Regions from separate parts of the Homo sapiens genome. Here all the other regions are linked to region 1. A link is an interaction called in ENCODE POLR2A ChIA-PET data of the cell type or tissue named here. Cell type or tissue: MCF 10A. All regions are shown on one strand. Region 1 holds the start of DSG3 (desmoglein 3). Region 2 overlaps LOC105372049 (a long non-coding RNA gene). Region 3 overlaps LOC105372049 (a long non-coding RNA gene). Region 4 overlaps DSG2 (desmoglein 2). Region 5 holds the start of DSG2 (desmoglein 2). Region 6 overlaps DSG1 (desmoglein 1).

Region 1 (4,000 bases):
TTTAGTGGGAACTCTACAGAGAACACCAAATTTGATCTTTTGAAATTTTCTTTCCTAGTGGAAGCAGATTTTAAGGGTTCTCTAATTATTTCTCTATTAGCATCAACACTCATCAGATTTGTCACAAATCCATTTAAGATATATGGTAAAACTCAGGGATGAGCAATTTTTCTTTTTTTCTGTAAAGAACAAGAAAATATTTTTGACTTTGTGGCCATACAGTCTCTATCCATATCAACTCTGTTGTTACAACACAAAAGCAGCCATTCACAATGCATGAACAAATGGGCATGGCTGTGTTCCAATAAAACTTTATTTACAAAGTCTTTATTTCAAAACCAAGACTTTTCTGGAAATGAAGAGTGGTAATGGTCATGGTTGCACAACAATGTGAATATATTTAATGCCACTGATTTGTACACTTAAAAATAGTTAAAATGATAGATTTTATGTTATGTATATTTTACCACAATTTAAAAAGAAACAAAAACAAAATTTTGTTCACAAGATGTTTTTTCTAACTCCTAGACTACACAGTCCTTTCTGCTTAAAATACTCTGTGATTGGCCTGGCGCGGTGGCTCACGCCTGTAATCCCAGCACTTTGGGAGCTGAGGCAGGAGGATCACGAGGTCAGGAGATCAAAACCATCCTGACTAACACGTGAAACCCCATCTCTACTAAAACTACAAAAATTAGCCGGGCGAGTTGGCGGGAGCCTGTAATCTCAGCTACTCGGGAAGCTGAGGCAGGAGAATCACTTGAACCCGGAAGGCGGAGCTTGCAGTGAGCCGAGATCGCGCCATTGCACTCCGGCCTGGGCAACACAAAGAGACGCAGTCTCAAGTAAGTAAGTAAGTAAATAAATAAATAAATAAATAAGAATAATGTTTCATTTTCTGTACTACTCGGGAGCCTGAGGCAGGAGACAGCCTCCTCAATTCAGGAGAATTGCTTGAACCCGGGAGGCAGAGGTTGCAGTGAGCCGAGATCGCGCCACTGCTCTCCAGTCTGAGCGACAGAGCGAGACCCCGATTCAAAAAAAAAACTGTGATTAAGTGGTTTCTAAAACCTAATGTGTAATACTTGCAAAGATAAAATTGCTCTTCTACCAAACCTTTCTTTCAATATTTCTGAAACTGTAAAAAGTACTTTAAATTCTAATGTTATAAGCAAAGTAGCTAAAATGGGGCTGGTAATTTTTCCCCTCTGCTTTATCTTGGGTTAGAGTCGAAGTATTTAAGCACTTCCGAGTATGTAACAGCAAGCAGGTTCACCACACTGGGGAAAATGTCTTGAGTAATGAAAAGAGCACCAAGATAATCTACCTTATTAGGCAATCTAGGCTTTTTTGAAAGTTATAAATGAAAAGAAATACAGTATAAAAGATGTCATTTGAGTATTATCAGAGTAATTTTGCAACGCATTATTTATATATTTCAAATATTCAAGGCACCATATAACTGTTCAATTTTATTTCTTTTTTTTTTTTTATTCAAAGCCTACATTCATAGTTGCTTAATGGGATGTTTTTCTTCTTCATATTTTTAGTGCCTTTCAATAAAATATATCATTGCTTAACATCTACATTTTGCTTAACTTTAGATCTACCCACACATACTCAGGCTGAAAATAAATGCTCTTTTACAAGTTAGATTTTGGGGGATTTTGTACGTTTTGCTTTGCTTTTCGGTTTTCATTGTAACCATAGTCAACTAGATTCAGCCATAAGACATCAACACTGACAAAGTGTAGTCCGGACTAGCTTTTGCACTTCCACATCATGATTAATTTATTATTCATCTGGTACCTTCCTATTAAACTTTGTCTTTAGCCTGTGAACTTTTCTTTCAGCTTCCAACAAAGGATTTCATTGCTTTAGGAATCGAGGTGTGGCTAAGTTTTTACCTGGGAGCAAAGGTGATGCAAGCGTTTCTGGTGAGACCTACCCTTGGTTTAGGGTGGGGAGGGACCGCATAACAGACCATCTGTAGACTCCTTCGGAAAGCAGCAGAGACGCTGCAGAGGGCTTTTCTTAGACATCAACTGCAGACGGCTGGCAGGATAGAAGCAGCGGCTCACTTGGACTTTTTCACCAGGGAAATCAGAGACAATGATGGGGCTCTTCCCCAGAACTACAGGGGCTCTGGCCATCTTCGTGGTAAGTCCTGGATTTTCCTAATAATCACAAACTTCCCTGCTTCCTCCCTTGTTAAAGAATATTATATTTGATTGCACAATCTTTATTATAAATTCTAAAAGGAGTGCAGTGGAAATCAACACTTTGAAATGAAATCGTGAAGATTACCAATTTCCTTCTTTTGTTGTTTTTTATGTTGTATTTTACATAGAAAAATAAACCAGAAAGAAATGAGTTTTAAAAACCATTTAGAATTTTTTTTAGTTAATGAATTAAGTAATCTTAATCACAGGTTATATTTTCCACAACATTTTCACTTTCTTTAAAGTTATGCTTTTACTAGTTTTTCTAACCCACAAACAAGAACACAGGAGCCACTTCTATTTTCCAAGATTACATGTCTCTTAGCATATAGCTAAGAACTCTACACGCCTGGGCTTGATACCTGACACGCTTTTAAAAGTAAAAAATCGCAGAATTAAAATCAAAGCAGTGTTTGACTCTAGAGAAGTTGGGAGGATTATTAAGTAAGTATTTATGTTTAGCTATTATGTGCCAAAAGAAAATGTCAGCCTTTGGGGATGGGGGGAAAGACATACAACATTTTAAAGCCATTTTTTTCAGAAAAGTAATACTTCTGTTGATTGAGAAAGTCGTACATAGTATTATCTAAAAGAGAAACGGAATGTTACAGACTGTTTAAAACCTGGATGTTACAGACTAACTTACTCCTTAACTGTGTTCTTATAGCAAAAAAAAAAAAAGAAAAGTCACAATATTATCTGTTACACGGAGATATCAAAATAGTTAAATATACCTTAAAAATGAATGTCAAAACAATTCCTAATGCTAATTTGTATGGTTTCCATGATAAGCTGGGTTGGCCTAGGCATCAATTTACCTCATTTCTTCATGAAAAAAATTGAGATAAATGGACTTCAAGAAGTCACAGGGAGATAGATCTCAAGAAAGGACTTTCTTAGCTCTCCCTAAGATTTTTGTTTTTGTTTTTGTTTTTGAGACAAGGTCTGGCTCTGTTGCCCAGGCTGGAGTGCAGTGGTGCGATCTCCAACTTCTGCCTCTGGGGTTCAAGTGATTCTCGTGCCTCAGCCTCCTGAGTAGCTGAGATTACAGGCGTGCACCACCACAGCCAGCTAATTTTTTTGTATTGTTAGTAGAGATGGGGTTTTGCCATGTTGACCAGTCTAGTCTCAAACTCCTAGCCTCAATGGATCCGTCCACCTCGGCCTCCCATAATGCTGGGATTGCAGATGTGAGCCACTGCACCCAGCCTCTAAGATTCTATTTCTATTACGACAATGTAACTGTGTTCAGTACCTGATTTTATTTGAAAGGAGGATGTTGTTAAAGAGAAATGTGACAGTTGTATGACTTTCCCACCTTTCCAGATGGGAAATGTCTGGGCTGAACCCCAGGTGGTCTGATAACCCCTATGTCCAAGCCAATGGCAAAGCTCAGGAAGTTAGGGGCCATGCAGCATGGGCTGTCGGGATAGTATTGCCATGAGGACATAGGATTGGGCCACCATAAGCTAAGGGGGATTCTTTTTTTTTTCTAATTTGACATATAGGACACTCTCAATTACTCCTCTGATTCTGGAGTGACTGTGACATCCTTATATTGAGGCTAATTTTTATTTTTATATTCTCAATGCTTATTATATCTGTCTTAGAGTGGACATGCAATTGTTTGAAGAATGAGTAAATGAATGATTTAATGAGCCTTCTCTAAACTAAAAAACCCCCGCACAATGTCCCTATAATTCTAGTCATAAAGGAAACTATGAAATGACATGTATTTGGTTCCACTCAAGAAAATTTTACATACACATGCTGTTTAA
Region 2 (4,000 bases), 190 kb before region 1:
TCATGAAAAGAACTCCATGAGGCTTATGAATTGGTATTGGCCCTGAGGTATACTCATCTCCTTTTAACCATATTAGTGATCATGTTTATTTGGATTTGCTCACTGAGGTGTGAGAGAACACACTACACACTACACACCTTCGGAGCTTGCAGCTCAGAATCTGAGGTCCACCATGGAGGAGAGAAGAATTTATCACTCACCCTGAACTCCATTGGAAAAAAAAAATGACTTTTCTTTAATTGTATGAAATCCCCAAGTGTCGCAAAACATTTTCATTAAAAATTTTAAGAGAAACCTCATCTTTGATTTCATTCATTTATTCATTCAACCAATGCGTGTTTTTGGAATACCTATACCTGCTACCTATAACTATAGACACTTGAAGAGAGGTTGAAGATACAATAGTGAACAAGACAGTCTCTGCTGTCATGAAGCTCACCGCCCATTGGGTTCATTTAATCCACAGTCTTTACTAAGCACTTACCATATGCCAGATGTTTCAAGGTCTGGGACACAGAAAAGAGACAGACAAGACATAAACAAGTTTTTTAAGTGTCATTTTAAAAACTAACATGTCCTATGAAGAAAATGAAACAGAGAAAAAATTTTAAAAGTGATAGCCGGTGCTATTTTTAATAAATTAAGCAAAGAAGTGATGCTTGAGCAAAGACCTGAATGATTAAGACAGTAAGTCAACCAAACATCTTGGGGAAGAGCATTTCAGGCAGAGAGAGCACAAAACAAGTCCTTGAATGAAGGAGGACAGTGGATTGCTTCCCTAAAATCTTGACAACACTTTTAAGCTCATATGAATAATTCCCAATTTTGCAATATTCAATTTTAAACCAATTTGCCATTAGATATATTATACACAACCAACTCTAACACATGCTTTTAACGTATGCTGAGTTTGAAGTTTGTGCAGCTTGACACTGCATGATTTTCTCTGCTCGCTTATTTATTTGTTTTCTTAGATTTGTATATACTATCACCCCTGAAATTTCCAGAAGAAATGTACATTATTCAAATATCTCAGTAGCCTATTATTTTTTCTTGGGGACAAATTTCCTATAGTCCTCTGTCCGCTGATCTGAATGGTTGTTCTCTAAGCTGGTTGTCATCCTTGATCTTCCTTTAAGCAGCATCTTGATTATTTTCTTCTCTTGTGTTGGAACTCCTGATTTTTGATCCCATGTCATCCTCTTTTTAAAGATTATTTCTCATTTTGATGCATGACATCTTCTGCTAGCTTCCTACAAAAGGACACATGAGAGAAAAAATTGAGGACACGGAATATCTGAAGATGTCTGTATTCTATCCTTTATCATCCATACTAAACTGACAGTTTGTCTAGGAATAGTATTTCGAGTTGGTAGTCATTTTCTCTAAGTATTTCAAAGACATTTATCTTTTGTTTCTATTGTTCAGAGTTGCTAAGAAGTTTGATGCCATTCATATTTAAGAATGAAGCAATGAAAAAGCTGAATAGAAGTGCACTGTGCATGAACAGGGAATGTCAATTTGTGGACTTTGTTACTGGGCAATCTAGCTAGGATATTACATTTGAGTACCCCAGATTCTTTTCTACAAAAGAATCTTTCATTTCTCTGCCTTGGAGAAATAATGCTGGCAGTCAACATCTTTGAGCTAATGAAGCAAAGTAGTCAGGATCTTAGCATTCAAAATACCTATATTTATTTAACCCATTTCACCATGGAGGTAATTGCAAGCTCAGAGTCTTTCTGAGATTTACTCAGTTACTCTCCAGAGAGTAACATTCTAATCTTCTTGGGTAAAGCAGGGACATCCATCAGCTGTGCAGAATTTGGAAGTTAGGGTACTAATTATTGCAATAATTAACTCTCAACCTTATTCTCGTCTCCCTCTGTATCTGTCTCCAATCCATGAGGCCTTTTAGGTTTTCAGATGTGAATGCATCTACTTTGGTTTCAACTCTCAGTCATCTACTGCTTCAACTTCCACTTGTCCATTTGATTTCTAACTTCCAAAACGTCATTACAATTGTCTGCTTTCTCTCTATCTTTACCCTTGTACACTAACAATTGTTTTAATCTCATTACCATCATTTAGGTTTGATTTCAGGTATATTCAACCTGTGGTATGTCTGTTGTTTTCCTCCCACAGTCAAATTCCTTTTCACAAAGAATTCCTATAAATGTAATTTTTTCTGTCTCATCTCAAGTAATTTCATCACTGTTTAAAGCTAACTGAAAGAAGCTTAGTTTCATATATGTACTATATTTGAGATACAGATAGAAATTACTAGGCTTGCCAAAAGCTGTGTATCTTTAGGTTCATTCTGATGCTTAGGGGATTTCAATCAGTTGCATATGTGAACAATTATAAGGTACACGAATGAGCTTAAAGGATGTGTTTTAAATGCTGAAAATGTATTATTGAAAGTTATGTTTCATACGTGGAGTATAATTAAGGATTTTACAATAGAACTTTTTCTACAACGAATAAGTTTATCACTAGTCTTTCAGAAATTTTAGTTTCAGAAAGTTTCAATAACGTATGTTCAGAACTAAAGAACTTCTCATATAATTTTAGGCCATCATCTTGAAATTAAGAAGTGTAAAAACTAAGTAACTGCTCAAATAGAACAGCATAAAGTATTTTGGTAATTCAGAGTTCTCTGTATATTTTCTGGAACTCTCTTGACTCATTAACTTTCTTTTTCAGTTGTGCAATAATGCTCCAATATCAAAATTTGTTTTTAGGCCAGACACGGTGGCCCACGCCTGTAATCCCAGCACTTTGGGAGGCCGAGGCAGGTGGATCACCTGAGGTCAGAAGTTCAAGACCAGCCTGGCAAGACAGCGAAACCCCATCTCTACTAAAAATTCAAAAATTAGTTCAGCATGGTGGCACACGCCTGTAATCCCAGCTATTTGGGAGGCTGAGGCAGGGGAATCGCTTGAACCCAAGAGACGGAAGTTGCAATGAGCTGATATTGCACCACTGTACTCCAACCTGGGCAACAAAGTGAGACTCCATCTCAAAAAAAAATTGTTTTTAAATAACAAAATTATTATTCATGTTAATAATAATGTGCTTCATGCCCACTGAAGCACAAATCAGTGTGTTACGTCTTGGCCTTAACAAGCAATCAAGCATACTTGAGCAGGTACAAAGCACTCGAGGGAACAAGAAATCAATGTAGTATAACTAAAAAGGTTAAATATTGGAGTTTGAACACAAGTATTTATTCTTCTTGACAAAATGCCACTAAATGACACAATTTTCTTTTTTAATATATTTATTTAATATTTTTAAGACTGAAGAAGGAAATCTTTTTTTTTTTAACTTTTATTTCAATAGTTTTGGTGGAACAGGTGGTGTTTGGTTGCGTGAATATGTTCTTTAGTGGTGAGTTCTGTGATTGCGATGCACCCACAATCACCTCAGCAGTGTACACTGTTCCCAATGTATGGTCTTTTATCCTTCACCCCCACCCGCCCTTTCCCCAGAAACCCCAAAGTCCATTATATCATTCCTGTGCCTTTGCATCCTCACAGCTTAGCTCCCACTGATAAGTGAGAACACACAATATTTGATTTTCCATTCCTGAGTTACTTCAGTTAGAATAATGGTAAATAACACAGTCTTAGAAGTTAAAAGATAATGGGGCCATATATTTAAAATTCTGAGGGGAATTCATTTCTAGCTTAGACTTTGATATCTATCATACAATCAACGAAGTGTGAGAGTAAATAAAATCATTATAATGTATGTCAAGTCTCAAAATGATTACTTGCAATGCACCTCTTCTTGGAAGCTGCTCTCTCACAAGGAAATAAGTCAAGAAAACAGAAATCATGGGACCTGAGAAGCAAGAGATCCAACAAAGGGGAGAGCAGCAGAAAAATCTACGTATGAAAGCTGGGGATGGTGGCTCAGGCTTGTAATCCCAGCACATTGGGAGGCTGAGGCAAGTGGATCATTTGAGGTTAGGAGTTCAAAACAGCCTAGCCAT
Region 3 (4,000 bases), 210 kb before region 1:
ACCTTCTTCTTTAAAATTGTCCACTCTTTTTTCTTTTCTTCAAAACTCCCTTTTCTCAGGGAGATTGATACATCATACAGTCTCTGACTTAGAATGTTTTGACTTAGGTTTTTTCAGTGTTAAGATGACAGAAAGCAATATGCATTCTGTAGAAACTGTACTTCAAGTATCCATACAAAAATTTTGTTTTTCACTTTCAGTACAATATTCATTAATCACATAAGATTTTCAACACTCTATTATAAAATAGGCTTTGTGTTAGGTGATTTTTGCCCAACTGTAGGCCAATTAAGTGTTCTGAGCATGTTTAAGGTAGATGAGGTTAAGATATGATGTTCAGCAGGCCAGTTATAGTCAATGCATTTTCAACTTAGGATGGGTTTATTGGAACATAACCCCACTGCAAACTGAGGAGCATCTGTATCCAGCAGAAAATAGGTCTCAATAAAATAATTCATACTAAGGTGTGAATGAAATAATTCACACTAAGATATGAATAACTAAAAATGCTACTAGCTATATGTAAAGTGCACTGCCTTTAAAGTCAGACAGACTCAAATTTGAATCCCGTCTTTTCTCCCATTTACTAACTAGGAGGTTTCTCTAAGTCTCAGTTTCTTCATCTCTGTAGAATGGTAGGAATGACACCTCGGAGGTTTGTTGCAACAATTAAATATGACCATATTTATGCAAAGTATAGTGCCTGGACACTCTGGATTACAAATACATGCCATTTATCTTTTAACTTGAGTCTACGACAATATTTAAACATACTAAAGAAGGAATTTGCTTGCACACCTCAATCTCAAATTGGTAGTGCTTAGGGGTTTTGTGTTTGTTTTTTTGGTTGTGGTTGTTGTTTTGAGACAGGATCTCACTCCATCGCCCCAGCTGTAATGCAGTGGTGCCATCATGGCTCACTGCAGCCTAGACCTCCTGGGCTCAAGTCATCCTCCTGCCTCAGCCTCCTGAGTAGCTAGGACAATAGGTGTGCCCCACCATGCTTGGCTAATTTTTTTATTTTTTGTAGGGACAGGGTCTCACCATTGCCCAGGCTGGTCTTAAACTGAACTCAAGCGATCCGCTCACCTCAGCCTCCCAAAGTGCTGGAATTACAGACAAGAGCCATGACACTTGGCTCAAATGGTAGTGTTTTAGTGTCAAGTGTTGACGTCATTATTAGATCACCCAGATTATTCTACTTCACTCTACCATAGGCTTTACAGCTATTATTTGGTAGTATGGATATTCATAAAACACATGCTATAAAGAAAATAGCTTTAGAGGTAGTTAGCAATCCATGCAACAAACCATTGGCTGGATCACTTCCTGCTTCAGGCACCATGCTGTGGCCCTTGTTACAGATAAAGGCACCACAAGCTGTGGAAACAAGTAAAGTAAGCATCCAATCCAATCCTGTTGGAGAGGGGCTAAGCCAAGAGCCTTTAAAAATCATGTCAAAATTTTAATTTACTTGTTTTCTGTTTTCTTTACTTATTTTTATTTGTAAAAGACATGGTCTTACTATGTTGCTCAGGCTGGAGTGCAGTGGCATGATCCTAGCTCACTGCAGCCTCAAATCCTCGAGCTCAAGTGATCTTCCCACCTCAGCCTCCCGAATAGCTGGGTGTATTTTTTCAATTACACCTCTCCTTTTAAGATTTAGGTAAAAGATACATGAAGGCACAGAATTCCTGCCAAATGAAAGTTCCCAGAAAACCATGTGAAATGATGGTTGTAAAAGGATTTACTTCTTAGCTCTTTTTTTGTCTAAGCAAATTATATTCAAGTAAGAATAATACTTAAGAAATCAAGCATGCATATGCTTTGGTTTTTACAGTATAAGGAAGGTTGTTGATGGTGTGCATGTGCCCACACCTGTGTGTACAGTCTCCAAACAGGGCTTTATTGAGTAATATTTTGTCATGATTTTCCCACAGTAACAAATGGCATATTTCCAACTTATCTGCATTTATTCAGAGTTTAATAGCACCACATACAGAGAAACTTTAAATCTACCTTTTGAATGGGATGTTTGAGGAAAAGTTATATCATGTTCTTCAGTTCATTTTTAAATATAGTTTTTAAGGATGAAAATTAAAAGAAATCCCATTTACTTTATCAGAATATAAATTGTCTTTTCGCCGTCCTCTGTATGTATAATTTTTATGTAAAGTAAAATTCTGTCTTCAAATGTGGCAATATCTCTTTAAAAGTCTTCACCAAACAGCCAGCAAACCAGCTTAGCAACTTTCCTGGGTGGATTCTTAGGTGAATCATTAGCCTTGAGCAATGAAACTGTCCAGCAACACCTCCTTTTGAAAGCTTTGATCTGTCTGAGACTGCAGGAGTCACAAAAGAGGTGTTTGTTTCATGCAGCTTCAGAATATTGACAGGGAAAAAGAATCTCCTTTGTTTCAATGCACCAGCCTTAGGCACCCTGGCGGTGGTCTCTGCAATTGCACTGGATGGAGGTGGAGATGCGGGATTCTCCATTCCCAGGGGGCTGTTGCTGTCTCACTATCTGCCAGTCAGGAAATCTTTTCTAGTTTCTCAGACCCCACCTTCAAAAGCTGAAATTACATGACTCATATTTATTTTGATACCATCAAAGTTTTGCTGACAACATGAAATTTTTGCCTGCCCTGTATTAACAAGTATATTCCTGAAGTCATTAGAAAGATTCAGGCCTTGGGTAAGCACTTAGAAATAAAAACTTAATTTATTGTTTGCACTAGTTCCCCTCTTTTCCCCTCCTCAAGGTGGCTATTTGGGGATTAGCAAATTCTGTGACAAAAGATGGTCAAGTGTAGATACCTAGAAGAAGTCACATCCAGCAATTCCATCAAAAGAGCTCTCTAACCATGTTCCCATAGTGACATGTACCAATATCTTGGGTAAAGGGCACACAGGTGAATTAATTTGGTAGTGGATTTTTATAGACTGTACAATACACTTGACTCTTTGCCAAAATATGAGTGCCTAATTGCTGTGTCTTTGGTGAACATGCCAAAGATTCAGTGATTTTATTCACGTAGGAGGAGGAATGATTTGGGGGAGTAGTTTCAGTGGACAGGTTTTATTGTACTTACTAGATAATAAATTCTTTGAGGCAAGAAGAGTGTTATTGTACTTTTTGTATTTATCACAACACCTAATGAGGTGCCTGACTTATTGGCAATCAATTAATACTATCTAGACAAATGGACTTGAGCAGGTGACCACCTGAAACTAACTAGCACACAATAACAAACACTTGAGCTGCACAGAGACCCAGGTTCTTATCCTGATTCATTCATTTATTGTGGTTTTGGAAAATTTGTAAATCACTTAAATGTACAGGGATTTATGTCTTTTAAGGTATGAAAGCTATGCTGGATAGAGGTGCTTTCTGAAGTCTTTTTTTTTTTTTCATTCAACAAACTTTAGCGCAAAGTAAAAGAGACAATGTTTCTGCTTTCATGGAGTGTATACAATGGGTGAGGGGGTGGGAAGGAACAAGTAAAAAGCAAGGTGATTTCAGAAAGTATTAACTGCTGTGCAGACCATACAACAGGGGAAAGAGATAAAGAGTTAAATCCCCTAAGACGGTCCTGGCTGTTTGTTGGCTTTATTTTTAATTTCTCCTTTTTCTCTAAATAGAAATCAACAGACTTTCTTGAAAAGAGGACTTGATTATCAGAATCAACTGTGGAGTGTTTTACAAATAACAGGTTTTCAATGCTCTACAGATTTTACAGGGATGTAAACCAGAACCCTGAAAGCTCTAGTGTCTTCACAACAGTTCCCTTGAAAACACTGGTACTGCTAGGGGAATGAACAATTTACATATAAATAATTTATATTTTAGTTGTCTCTAAGTGTGAGACTGTAAGAAATTCATTTTGAAAACCACTCAAAGGTTTCCTGATTTTCATACTGTCCTTAGCCGATAAGCTCTTAGACTGATTTGACTTCTAAAATACCTTCTAACTTGAATTCATTTGAAAAGCCCGAAGTG
Region 4 (4,000 bases), 64 kb after region 1:
TAAAGATAGTCCGTTGAGCACACTGCTTACCTTCTAGTAATTTCTCGCTGAATGGACATTAGAAGCCATTATAGTGACTGAAAGTTGAAATAATGTTTTAAACTAATTTGTATTTCTCTACATCCATTTTTAATAAGGTATCTCTTAGTCTGATCTATTAAAGTTTAAGGGATCACCTCACCATAAAACCACTGAACACTTCAAGATTCTCTACTTTAAAGGAAAGACTTCTGACAGAGAACCTGTCAGCCAGGAGGAGCTGTCATCCAGTGACTCATGAGTCCTTCTGGATTCTTGTTTAAACTCATCAAGGTGACTTCAGAACAGAAAGTCTTTTCTAAAAGTGCTGACCTTGAAAACAAAGAGTACATTGATTGATGGTGTTTGGTATTCCCTCATGCCTCTGCAGGAAAAAAAAAAAAATCTTTTGCCAGATACCAGGAAGTCCAGTTTTTATAAGATGTGCAGGATCCAATGGTAGAAAAATTTTTTACATGTTTTTCAAAGCAGCAAAACTAGTTAATAAAATACTTTTTTTAGAGTTTAGCAAATTAGAAAAGCTTTTGCAGAATTTTTTGGTTCATCTGAAAACACTGCTTTGGATACAGGAACTAGCAGCTTACTTTTCCTCGTCAGTCTTAAAGTCATGTTGCAGGTGACATTTTTCTGTCACCAAGTTCCTGGTGAGAAAAAAAGTCACAGATTTAGTGTTTGGAGGAAACCTTATTGGCCATTTTGTCCAGCCACCCCTCCCATGCTTGAAACCTCTTCACAGCATCCCCACAGGAGGTGACTCAAACTTACAGAGTGGACAGGTTTTTTAAAAAGTGCCAGGGAGTGGGAATGGAGGACTAAGGCAGAGAGTTTCTGCTTGTTCCAGTCATGTTACTTGCAGTATACTACCCACTAGAGATGTACAGAATCTCCACAGTCCTCTGCAGCTTGTATTACTGTCCTGACCCTGGTTATTACAGTAGCTTCCAATCAGAGAAACGCAGCCATGGTGTCTTAACCTCGGCACTTGGCCAGTTGCAGCCAGATAACACTTAGTTGTAAGGGCTATCATGTGCATTGTAGGATGTTTGACAGCATCTCTGGTTTCTACCCACTAGATGCCACTGGCATTTATCTCCCCTACCTCGAGCCCCACCCTGGTTTGACAACCAGAAACGTCTCCAGACATTACCAAATATCCCCAGTGGCAGGAGGAGCGGGGCAGGGCAAAACTGCCCCTAGTGGAGAACGATTGGTCTAAATTAAGAATGTGTTCTGTGAGATAGAGGATCTTAAGGAACCAGATCCAAATTATTTAGAAAGCAGTGGCTGAGATCTTAACTGCTCAGTCAAATAAACAGACAGTTCCACAATTGACAAAATGTTAGTGCAGTTCTTTTTTCTTTTTTTGTACAATGAATGAAGCAAATATTTCAGTCCATAACACCTTACTAAAAGCATGCTACTGCAATACGTGCTATAAAAATGCAGATAGCAGAACCCTCTTACCTAGATTCCAAGACAACCTTGACTTTAAGATGCACATCAATTCTTCTGATGTTTTAGTGTAACATACATCCAGAAAAGTGCACATATCACGAGTGCACTGAATCTTCACAAACTGAAAACACCATGTCACCAGTAACGAGGTGAAGAAACAGATTGCCAGCATCCCAGAAGGCCCCTTGTGCTCCCTTCAGTCCCTACGATCCCCCTGATAGCCGCTGTCCCAATTCACAGCAGATTAGCCTTGCCTGTGTCACGCTGGCTCCCTAGATGCTCAGCAATTTAATACCAGCCTTTTGAGAGAAGAAAAGAAACATTACATTAAAGATGTACAAAACCTCTAATATGCATCCCAGTTCCTTAACTAAAACCGACTGATGACTCCCAAATTTTTATCTCCGGGCATAACTTCTTTTCTGAGCTACTAACTCCTATATCCAAAAGGCCATTCACACAGAACACATAAAAACGGCTCTTACCTCCCATTTCACCCCTCCCTCAACACCACCCCTGTCTCCTGCCTCACCTTCAGCTTACCCCATCCCTCTCCCCATTCTGTCTCATCTCTGGAAATGGTGCCTTCACTCACCCAGGTGTTCCGGGTCAAAATTCTAAGGGTCATCTATATTTGCCCTCATTCATTCCATTCACAGGTCTCTGTTGCCTCTGCCTTCAAAATAAACACTGGAGATATCTACTTTCTTTCATCTTTACTGCAACTCCCAGGGTTTAAGCTAGTGTTATGTATTGCACGTGCTTCTGCAATGATGCAATGACTACAGTCTGGTCTCTATACATTTGTTCTTGCCACTTTATGGCCTGTTCTCCATACAGTAGCACCAGCGAGCTTTTTCAAACATAAACTGGTTGTATCATTTCCAAACATAAAAGCTTCCAGTGGCTTCCTCTCACACTCAGGATAAAACCCAAAGTCCTCTCCCTGACTGGGTACTGGCCTATCCCTGTGACATCATCATCACTGATTCACCACCGCATGGCCTGGGCGTTCCTTTTGCAGGGCTCTGCCTGACTGGCTTCCTCATACCATTCACGTCTCTGTGCAGATGCAGCCCCTTCTGAGAGTTTTCCCACACTTCCAAGTCACTCTCTACTATCCTGACCCTGCTTTAATTTTTTTTATTGCTCTTATCAAAACCTGGTCTGTCTTTGTCTCCCCAGTATGTAAGCATCCAACAGGGTAAGAATATTGTGTTACTTAACATATCCTACAAGCTCAGGAAATTGAGGGTATGAATTAATTCAAACTTGCAGAAATTTTAAGATAAGGACCATGCAAAACTTAGAATTGAGGAAATGTCTCATAAATTCTGTTTATTGAATGCCAGTCACTGCAATAGTTACATTTCATATATTTCTTTAATTTGCACATCAGCCCTGCAAAATGGATGTATCCTAGTTAGGTGGCTTTCAGATGCAAGTAACAAAACCCAACTAAAACTAGGTTAAAGAAAAGAATGTTGAATATCAATCGTAAGAAAAAGTTTAGAGAGAGAGTTGGTCCAAATTTGAACGATTCTGTAACTTAAAGCCTTTATGGTTTCAGTTTGGCTTCTCTAGCATTTCATTAGCTTTCCCCTCATGGTCACAGCATGGCTGTAGCTATTCCAAATGTCACCTCCTCACTCAACAGTCTCCAGAGGCACTTAAATAGGAAGGTTATGCATGTGCTTCTCTTCTAATCAGTGAGGAGAATCTTTTGTAGGGTCTCCTGATACCTCATTGACCAAAATTCTCTTACACATTTATGCCTAAACCAGCCAATATCAAAGTAAATGGGCATACATACCATGCTTTGTCATGCCAGTCATTCAGCTCCATGAGCTAGGCAGGGTCTACCTGAGAGTACAAAGTAGAGTTTTATGAACACTGAAGATGAGAGAAAATGCCAATAAGCTAGACAATTGAAAATGTCTGCCACAGTATGTATTACTCTCCTGTTACAGATAAGGAAATTCAGACTAAAGCATCTTGTCTGGCAGGATCTCCTCCCCGCTTCCCTCTGCCCTGAGGATGGGTTAGACTTAATGACTCACTCCCAAAGAATGGAATAGGGACTGGGAAAAATAGTAACTTTACAACGGAGAAACTGCAATCAGTACCTTAGCCAGTGGTGTCATGTGGCTATTGCACACCAGCTAGTATGGTGTGACAGAAAGGGCACTTCAGCTCTGTGATGTTCTTTCCAAAAATGCATAATACTGATCTAATCGTGAGAAAAACAACAGATAAACCCAAATTGGAGGACACTGTGCAGGATACTCAGCCAGTATTCCTCAAAACCGTCAAGGTCATGAGAAACAAAGACTGGGAAAGTGTCAAAGACCAGAGGATATAAAGGAGAAGTGATCACCAAATGCAATGTGGAATCGTAGATTGGATCCTGGAACAGCAAAAGAACATTAGTGGGGGAAATGGTAAAATCAGAATAAAGTATGGAATTTAGTTAACAGTGCATTAACTAAATGCACCAATGTTAATC
Region 5 (4,000 bases), 50 kb after region 1:
CGGGGCCCTCTGGGTATGCGGATCCTATGGGTAGCGATACCTGCCCCCATATTGGATGGGGATATGCACTTGGGGGTGGCCATTAATTCCATTCACCATCCGGGATAATATTCCCCTCCCCAGTAATCTAGATGCTTACAAACATCCCTGGTTAGAATGCATCCGACTCCGTAGGGGTGGTATCCTATCACAGCATTCTCCCCTGCAGCTGATACAATCCTGCTTCAGCAACAAATTAAAACATTAAGCTCACTTCTAAGAAAAGCTCTTAATGATAGTAGCACTGGATGTATGTTGTTATCAGATGAATTTGCTCAGCTATGTACTGTTGTGTTGCAAATGGAAAGGCATTAGATATGCTTACTGCAGCCCAAGGAGGGGTTTGCACCTTACTGCACTGGATGTTATGTGTATATCCCTGACAATTCTCACAATATTACTCTCCTTGCAAAGCCATGATGGGTGTGTTATTAATTTTGCTTTTAATTCTCCTGTGCTTACCCTGTATCTGTAATCTCTATCAACTATGCCTTCCCCATGTATCTGTAGGGGTATTTTCCTGCGATTGAGTATCAGATTGAAGCCGAATGTGGAGGAAAACTTAAATATTAAATTTGAACTCAATTGAACATGGACACAAACAATGGCCACCAAGTCCCAGAACAGGTGGTGTGAGCCCCTTGAGGAATTCATCGAGCGCTGTTTCAAATAAATCTCTATTTAAATTCCTATTTGTTAGTTATTGAAACACAACAGACAATCGCAAACACAAGTTGACCTTTTTGTGTTCCTTGAGTCCAGTCGGGAAGGGCCCTTGTGACTGGGTCTCATGCCAAACAACTTGTTACGATAAGAGCTAGGGTCCCAGACCATGAGGAAACTTCATGAGAATCCTCTGTAGTCTGGTGAGTGTAGTGTCCGACTCTGGAGCCCAGGCTGTTGCTTCCCGGTGTGGTGGTGAATCCTCCACAGTCTGGTGAGTGTACCTATAAATATATCTTTTCCTTCTCCCCTTCCCATTGCAATTTGCTTATTATATCATTTGCTTATTATATCCGCGTTGCCATTTAATTGGGATAAAGGTTGTTTACCCTTAAAAGTATGGTGTGTGTGTCTTTTCTTCTCCCCTTGCGCCTTTCTCGCACAGAACAATAGGCTCGTCCATTACTTTCAGTCGTTACATTTCTTGGAAGTTTCGTAATCCGGTGCTGATTCTAGTGTTTGGATGCCCATACTAAGTTTCTGCTTTTCAAGATGTCAATTTAACATCTCACCTCGCAATCACGTTGTTCTAATTTTAACAATTATTTATTGAACCCTTAAGTTCTAGACACTGCAGAATGCTTTACCTAAGATTTTCCAATTTCGTTCTCAAAACTTCCCCGTGCGTTGGTCGCTATTAACTCCATTTGACAGATCTGGAAACTGGGGCCCAGAGAGGCTAGTCCAGGCCACTCAGCTAGTCACTCTTGGAGCGGGGCCTCTGATCTAGCTAGTGGTGTAATAGAAATTGTAAATCATTTCAAAGAATATATATATTTCCCGTAACACCCTAGAGTTTTCTCCTAGCCCAAGAATTGTCCTTTTTGACCTCTGGTGATTGTTTCTCCTTGAGCCAGATAAGCTGCAAACCTGTTGGAAGCAGTGAAGGGCCATAGGGAAGAGCAGCCTTTGGGGAGACAGCCACCTGAAATTCTGCTCCACAACCTCCGCTCCAGGAGAGCGGGCCGAACGCACCGCGGTCGCAGCTTTCCTGAGGACACGGGTCCCCATGTCACTAGCGACACCTGCGCTCCGGGCCCAAAGCACAATCACAAAGTGCGGGACCTTTGGGCGGTGCTGGGCGGCCTGGCCCCGCAGCCACTGGGCCGGTTGGTCCCGCAGGACTCTGCTCCGTGGAGCTTTTGTCCTTGGGCCGGGGCCCTGCGACCCGCGCTACCCAGGTCGAGCCCCGCCAGGAGGCTCCCTCCTCCCGCCATTCTCCAGAGAGTAGGGGGTCGGGAAGGAGAGAACGGCGGGGCGGGGCCTGCCACCCACAGTCCCCAACCCAAGGACGTCACGGTCCCAGGTGCGAGTGCGAGCGGGCGGGAGTCCACCCCGCGCCTCCCTCCTCTGCTGAACTCCCCACCTCTGTAAAAGCGGCCCGGGCCGGCCCCCGGCTCCATTTTCTCGCGGCGGCCACACCTGGAGCCGCGCCTTTGGGTTGGGCTGGGCTGGGCCGCGCAACCGCCACGGGAAGACAGCCCTCGGGGCGGGGAGGGAGAGGGTGGCCGGGCCGGGGGGAGGCCGGGGCCAGGGAGGAGCCGAGTGCGCGCTCGGGGCAGGCGGCGGCGCGGAGCGGTGCGGCGGCGGGAGGCGGAGGCGAGGGTGCGATGGCGCGGAGCCCGGGACGCGCGTACGCCCTGCTGCTTCTCCTGGTAAGTGCCGCAAGCGGGACAGGGGAGCCACCGCCGGGGAGGGCGTCGGTAGGCGAGGTCTAGACCTCGCGACCAGACTTGCCCGCCGCCCTTGTGCGCGTTACCTGCCCGGCGCTCCTTCCTGCTGCCCGAGGGGGGAAAAGGGCCGGGCAGGCTGCGGCGAGATCCGACCTGGGGCTTCGGAAAATCCTCTTGGCTGGAGCCAGGAGAGTAAGTTGCGACCTATCGAAGTTGTGTTTTCCTTCCCGCGTCACCCAGGCCCCAGCGCCCTTTTCTGTGGTGTGTGGGTGTAGTGAGCCCTGGGGCGGGGAACACCATTGCTGGGGGTCGGAGGCTTTGTTGAGAGTCTCTGGGACGAGAAACGTGGAGGCAATAGGGAACAACCTCGCGCTTCTTCCACGTTCCTTAAATTTCCCTAGGATTCCCCAGCTCCTCTAGCCGCCGACACAAGCCAGTGAACTGGGGAAACCAGGAACATACTTGTATTCTTAGAGTGCAAAAAGTTGGCTAAAAATTTTTTAAAAAGGTGTAATTTACAAAGCTTAATTTTAAGTGGATCACCCACATATAGTTTTAACTTAAAGTTTATGAAGTTGGTGTTTCAAAAGTTTTCCAATATTAAAGATAATAAACATATGTAATAGTTTGAAGCCTTATTCATTTAAAAGGTTACAGAAAATGGAAGTGTAGCGCCCCCTCCCCCACGCCCCACCCCTCACTCCCGGAAACGACGTTCAGTCCCTGGATTTAGAGTTCTTTTGCTCAAATTGGATTTTAAACTGTTGGTTTTCTGTTTGTTTAAGGGGTTGCACGTATGTATCTCGCTTATAGGGGTTTACTAAAGGGGTTTTAATAAAGTGACAGTTATGCTGCAAATATAGGTGTGAGTTCACCTTCCAGAGAGTTCACAAATATGTGTTTACAGAGATTAGATGCAAAATCATACTCAGTTTTCTTACGTAATAATTAAAAATGCAAATACATTCACTATATTCAAAGTTCTAACTTCCAAAACATGAGCCCTTCTATCCTCGAGTTTTGGTGGGATGTGGAAGAAAATCGTGTGTGTGTGTGTGTGTGTGTGTGTGTGTCTCAAAACGGAAAAAGGCGTGACTGAATCCAGTCTAGAGATTTCCATGAACTCTCAGGTGGAAGAGCATGATAATTAGGGCGTCCAGGCCTAGCACACAGTTCATTTTCATGCTCTATTTATCCATTTCATTTTCCCCGTGTCCTTGAGGTAACTTTCAATGAAAATTCATTTTGTTGACAAAACTTTTCTAAGACGTGATCTGGGACGTCGTTTTTAGCCTCTGGGCTGGCAAAACAACTAATCCTGTCACCTTGATGTTTCCTTGTTTAAGGAGAATCCCAAGCTAATGTAACACCTAGCTTACTTTGAGAGTTACATATTCTTTCCATATATGAAAATAAATGACCTTTAATCTTCAAATAATGTAGCAATCAGGCCAATTTGTACACTCACAGAGTAGCAGGTAAGCAAATTAGGCATATCTTTCATTTTAGCAATTTGATACTTTTACCTTATTGGGCAGTAATAAACATCTCCTTTAGAAAGCGAC
Region 6 (4,000 bases), 120 kb before region 1:
TGAACTTCAATATTAAAAAGGAAAACATTAAAAATTACTGTAATTGGGGATTTATTAAAATTAGCCTGTGATTTTGTCTCCTGTAGCTTTTAAAAAGTACATAAATGGATTGGTTCCTAAAACAGAAATGAAGGGGAAACTCATTGAGGATGTATTTCAGGTGAATTATTTACTGTTTTCATAGAATTTTAGGACTAGAGGGGACTTTTAGTCTCATATACAGCTGAGGAAACTGAGCACAGATTGATTTAATGACTTACCCCAAAGTCCCTATCCACTGGGCAAAACAGCTGAGATATACTCAGTCAGCCTGATAACCTCTGTGTTCATCTCTAGGTAAATCTCCATCACAGCCTCCATAGCACAGACTCCAAACTCATTTGGGAATCCAAACTTCTCCCCTAATTGTCAGAAAATAACCTCACCCTTACTCCAGGGACAAGGTCTAGGTCATTTAGGAGAGTGTCCTCCAATTTCCCTTCCCCAGTTTATTGATTTTAATCTCCATCCACCTCACCCTTACTCCAGGGACAAAGTCTAGGTCATTTAGTACAATGTCTTCCAATTTCCCTTTCCTAATTGATCGATTTTAATCTCTATCTTTCCTTGCCTTTGTCTTTGAGGTCCTTTCTTTTTCTGCCCATTCTCTCCTGCTCTCCCTATCACAACACTTCTATGAGAATCTTCCTGCTGAACATCTCTTCTTTTAAATCAAAATCTCCTCCTAGCTTCTATCTTAACTTTCAAAAATCCTTAGGTTACCCTCTCTCAAAAAAAAATGCTACTATCTTGTCCCTCTGTTCCCTTTTATCACCAATGTCTTGAAAAAGTGACCATCTTTATGTCCTCCTCTCCTCCTCTCATTTCCTAATCCCTTGCTGTCAAGCAAGTGCATGTTCCATCCAGCTAAAAATATTCTCTTGAAGGTCCCTCAGAACCTCAGGATTTCCTCAGAATTCACTCTGCTCAACTTTTTTACCTCATCTCTTTCAACCCCATCTGTCTTTCCGTTTTCCTTTTCCTCTGACCTCCATTATAATGCATTATATTTTCCTATTGTTTCTTTCGCCATTCCTTCTCTCTTTCGCCACTCCTTCTCTCCTTCCTTTTTTTTTTTTTTTTTTTTTTCTTTTTTTGAGACAAAGTCTTGCTCTGTCCCCAGGAGTGCAGTGGTGCAATCTCGGCTCACTGCAACCTCCGCCTCCTGGGTTCCATTGATTCTCCTGCCTCAGCCTCCCAAGTAGCTGGGACTACAGGCACGCACCACGACGCCCAGCTAATTTTTGTATTTTTAGTGGAGACGGGGTTTCACCATGTTGGCCAGGATGTTCTCAGTCTCCTGACCTCGTGATCCACCCGCCTCGGCCTCCCAAAGTGCTGGGATTACAGGCGTGAGCCACAGCGCCCGGCCCTCTCCTTCCTTTTTTTTTTTTTTGTTTGTTTGTTGTCGTTGTTCCTAGTTCTATAAATGTAGGAACTCTTCTAGTTTTATCCTCAATTGCAGGCTGATTCTTGACTGTATCCTCTACTTTGGAAATTTCAAATTCTCACGATTTCAACTATCCTGCCTGAGCAGATCTACCTCAAATCTACATATCCAGCTTGAACTTTTGCTCAAGTTTTGATCCATGTTTCCAATTGCTGATCATCTTCACCCAGGCATTATCTGGCATCTCAAACTCAATGTGTTCTAATCTGCTAAATTCTATTACTGTCTTGTTCCCAATCCCACAGTTTAAAACTGCCATCCCCTGAGCTTCCTCCCTCTCTCGAACACCCCCATCCCATTTGTTCTCAAGCCCTGCCAATGCTATGCTGCAGTATCCCTTGATCTTTCCCCATCCATTCCCTCTGTCTCTGCTCCAGCGTACCTCCTTCTCACCTCCAGTCTGCTTTGATACAGAGACCCTCAACTGCTCACCGTCTGTAATCACTGCCTCTTCCCACTAGTCCTACCAACTGTTGTCAGAGTTAGCTTTAAAACCACAATTTTATCATGCTCTTCTCACATCTAAATACTTCAATATTTTCCTACTGCACACAGGCATTTAATATTACAGCTGGAAAGTTACCTGTATAAAATTTAGTCTACTCTTGTCATTTTACAAGTGAGAAAACTAAAGTTCAGAGAATTGGGGAAATACGTTGAAGATTTTCCAACTCTATCAAGAGTCAGATTTCACTATTTTGCCTTTGAAAGTCCAAGAGTGACTTTGTATCAGAGTTTATTCTAGACTCTGAGCAACAGAAAATAAGCTTACACCAACCCACCACATTTTTAAGCAGACTTGGCGGTTTTTAGATTACAAATCCAGTTGAGAGTCTGACTGTATGGTGAAAGCTACTTGGTCTTCTGCCCAAATTGTCTCTCATGGGAAAAAGAGTGACCCAGCTTCATAAAGCTGGAAAGATTTCTTAGTCATCTGCATAGCTTTCCAAAACAAACAGCAAGCACTGGCGCTCCAATGCAGTAAGGGAAGCGCAATAACAGATAACAGATCCATGCACAATTCTGTAGCTATGAAGAAATGGCTTTCAAACACACAAATAAGGTATGCCCATCTCCCATCCCACACTCACAAACAAGAGAGAGGGAAAAGTGTTCATAAATTCACAGGCAGCAAGGAGCATGCATTTACATGAACACCATTTCATCATTTCAGTTCTGCACCCAAGATGGGCTCTACAGATAACATTTCAGTTACATGTTTTAAAATTTGGGCCATTTACTTTTCTTTTTTTTTTCTTCATGCTGTATTCCTATTGTCGTATGTAAATATCACCAATCACAAGGATAATAGGTTAGTTTAAAATCAGAATTTTTTGAGTTCTTGAAGTTGCAATATAAATTCTTTGTAGCATGCTTTTCTTAGTAGTAATTTACTTGAGGGAATAGGCTATCTCATATTTTATTGTAAAACCCACAGCTCAAGTGAAAATTTATGCTAAATTGTATTGAATTATATTTAGCCATAGGTTAATATCCAAGACTCAATTTCCTCATCTGTAAAATGGAGATAGTATTAGTGGTGACCACATGTATTTGTTGTAAAGATTAAGTGCATAGATTTACATAAATACATAACCTAATACCTAGCTATTATTTAACAAATTATAAGAGTAATAACAATCATAATTATTAATATTAGATACACAATGGATATGTAATTCTCATAATAAAAACATTATCTTTTTATACTTCTCATATTGATCATAAATACTTATTTTCTGAATTATCTATTGTGGCAATTTTTTTAAAGTAGATACTTAGAGACATTAAGTTCATATTTTCTTTAATGCTACAATTAAAATTAACTATAAAAAGAACTTTTTTATATTTTTAAATTACTACTGTTAGTATTTTTAAATGTAAACTATAATTTTCTTATATCAGTTATACAAATAAAGTTTTCATACTTTGCAATTCTGAATAAATTCAATTAAAAGTTAAAAATTTCTTATTTAGGGAGAAATACAAGTACAAAATAATAGTAATAAAAAGAAGAGTAAATTGAAAGGTAAAAACAAAAATTCTTAGCATCATCATCAGACCCAAGACATAAACCAAATCCACCTGCTATTTGGCTGATAAAATAATTTTAATGACTCACAAGCCTATGGTTTCATGTTGTTTTTAAAGTAACTGGATAATATAAATTTTAAAGCATTTAATTAAAAAATAACTAGTGTGATTATCTTATTTTTTACAGGTGGTGGTAGAAGTTAACAGTGAATTCCGAATCCAGGTAATATATAACAAATCCATTTTTCCAAATTTTTAAACAAGAAAATAATTTGAGAATAACAATATGTTTTCTGAAGAAAATGTATTCTCATAAGTCAAGTTCATATAATGCTAAAATTAATAGATTACCAAAATTACCAATTTTCCCAATTAAACATCCTCTATTTCTGAGATTATAACCTCTTCCAAAAATCTCAGTGGAATTTGAATTACGAATTCAAATTAATATATACCATTTCTTTATTGCTGTCATTT

Evidence for each region. ChIA-PET counts read pairs that join two places held together with the same protein. Peaks named below come from ENCODE experiments on the same cell type or tissue, not always from the same donor. Only the 100,000 strongest peaks of a DNase experiment are listed, where the experiment ranks them.
Region 2: POLR2A ChIA-PET joins it to region 1 with 23 read pairs; 2 of 35 experiments call an interaction of 5 or more read pairs at or near these places.
Region 3: POLR2A ChIA-PET joins it to region 1 with 52 read pairs; 2 of 35 experiments call an interaction of 5 or more read pairs at or near these places.
Region 4: POLR2A ChIA-PET joins it to region 1 with 74 read pairs; 5 of 35 experiments call an interaction of 5 or more read pairs at or near these places.
Region 5: POLR2A ChIA-PET joins it to region 1 with 26 read pairs; 10 of 35 experiments call an interaction of 5 or more read pairs at or near these places.
Region 6: POLR2A ChIA-PET joins it to region 1 with 20 read pairs; 2 of 35 experiments call an interaction of 5 or more read pairs at or near these places.

What each region holds. Positions count from the first base shown.
Region 1 is chr18:31,445,766-31,449,765 of GRCh38, forward strand. DSG3 (desmoglein 3) reads left to right here and starts at 1,976. Exons shown (of 16, transcript NM_001944.3): 1 at 1,976-2,160. The coding sequence starts at 2,113. In MCF 10A, no CTCF peak of the experiment used is centred here; DNase peaks (open chromatin) are centred at 1,956 and 3,586.
Region 2 is chr18:31,256,683-31,260,682 of GRCh38, forward strand. LOC105372049 (a long non-coding RNA gene) reads left to right here. Exons shown (of 4, transcript XR_001753388.2): 4 at 2,745-4,000. Among named protein-coding and RNA genes, the nearest start is that of DSG1, 59 kb to the right of the region's middle. In MCF 10A, no CTCF peak of the experiment used is centred here; no DNase peak of the experiment used is centred here.
Region 3 is chr18:31,239,714-31,243,713 of GRCh38, forward strand. The region is part of intron 1 of LOC105372049 (a long non-coding RNA gene); the gene reads left to right. Among named protein-coding and RNA genes, the nearest start is that of DSG1, 76 kb to the right of the region's middle. In MCF 10A, a CTCF peak has its summit at 2,446; DNase peaks (open chromatin) are centred at 1,938 and 2,328.
Region 4 is chr18:31,510,181-31,514,180 of GRCh38, forward strand. All of the region lies in intron 1 of DSG2 (desmoglein 2), which reads left to right. Among named protein-coding and RNA genes, the nearest start is that of DSG2, 14 kb to the left of the region's middle. RefSeq lists an enhancer at 1,074-1,143. In MCF 10A, no CTCF peak of the experiment used is centred here; DNase peaks (open chromatin) are centred at 2,491 and 3,561.
Region 5 is chr18:31,495,880-31,499,879 of GRCh38, forward strand. DSG2 (desmoglein 2) reads left to right here and starts at 2,298. Exons shown (of 15, transcript NM_001943.5): 1 at 2,298-2,417. The coding sequence starts at 2,373. RefSeq lists an enhancer at 1,688-1,827 and a silencer at 2,028-2,497. In MCF 10A, no CTCF peak of the experiment used is centred here; DNase peaks (open chromatin) are centred at 2,272 and 2,662.
Region 6 is chr18:31,322,871-31,326,870 of GRCh38, forward strand. It overlaps DSG1 (desmoglein 1), which reads left to right. Exons shown (of 15, transcript NM_001942.4): 2 at 3,711-3,746. Among named protein-coding and RNA genes, the nearest start is that of DSG1, 6.7 kb to the left of the region's middle. In MCF 10A, no CTCF peak of the experiment used is centred here; a DNase peak (open chromatin) is centred at 2,391.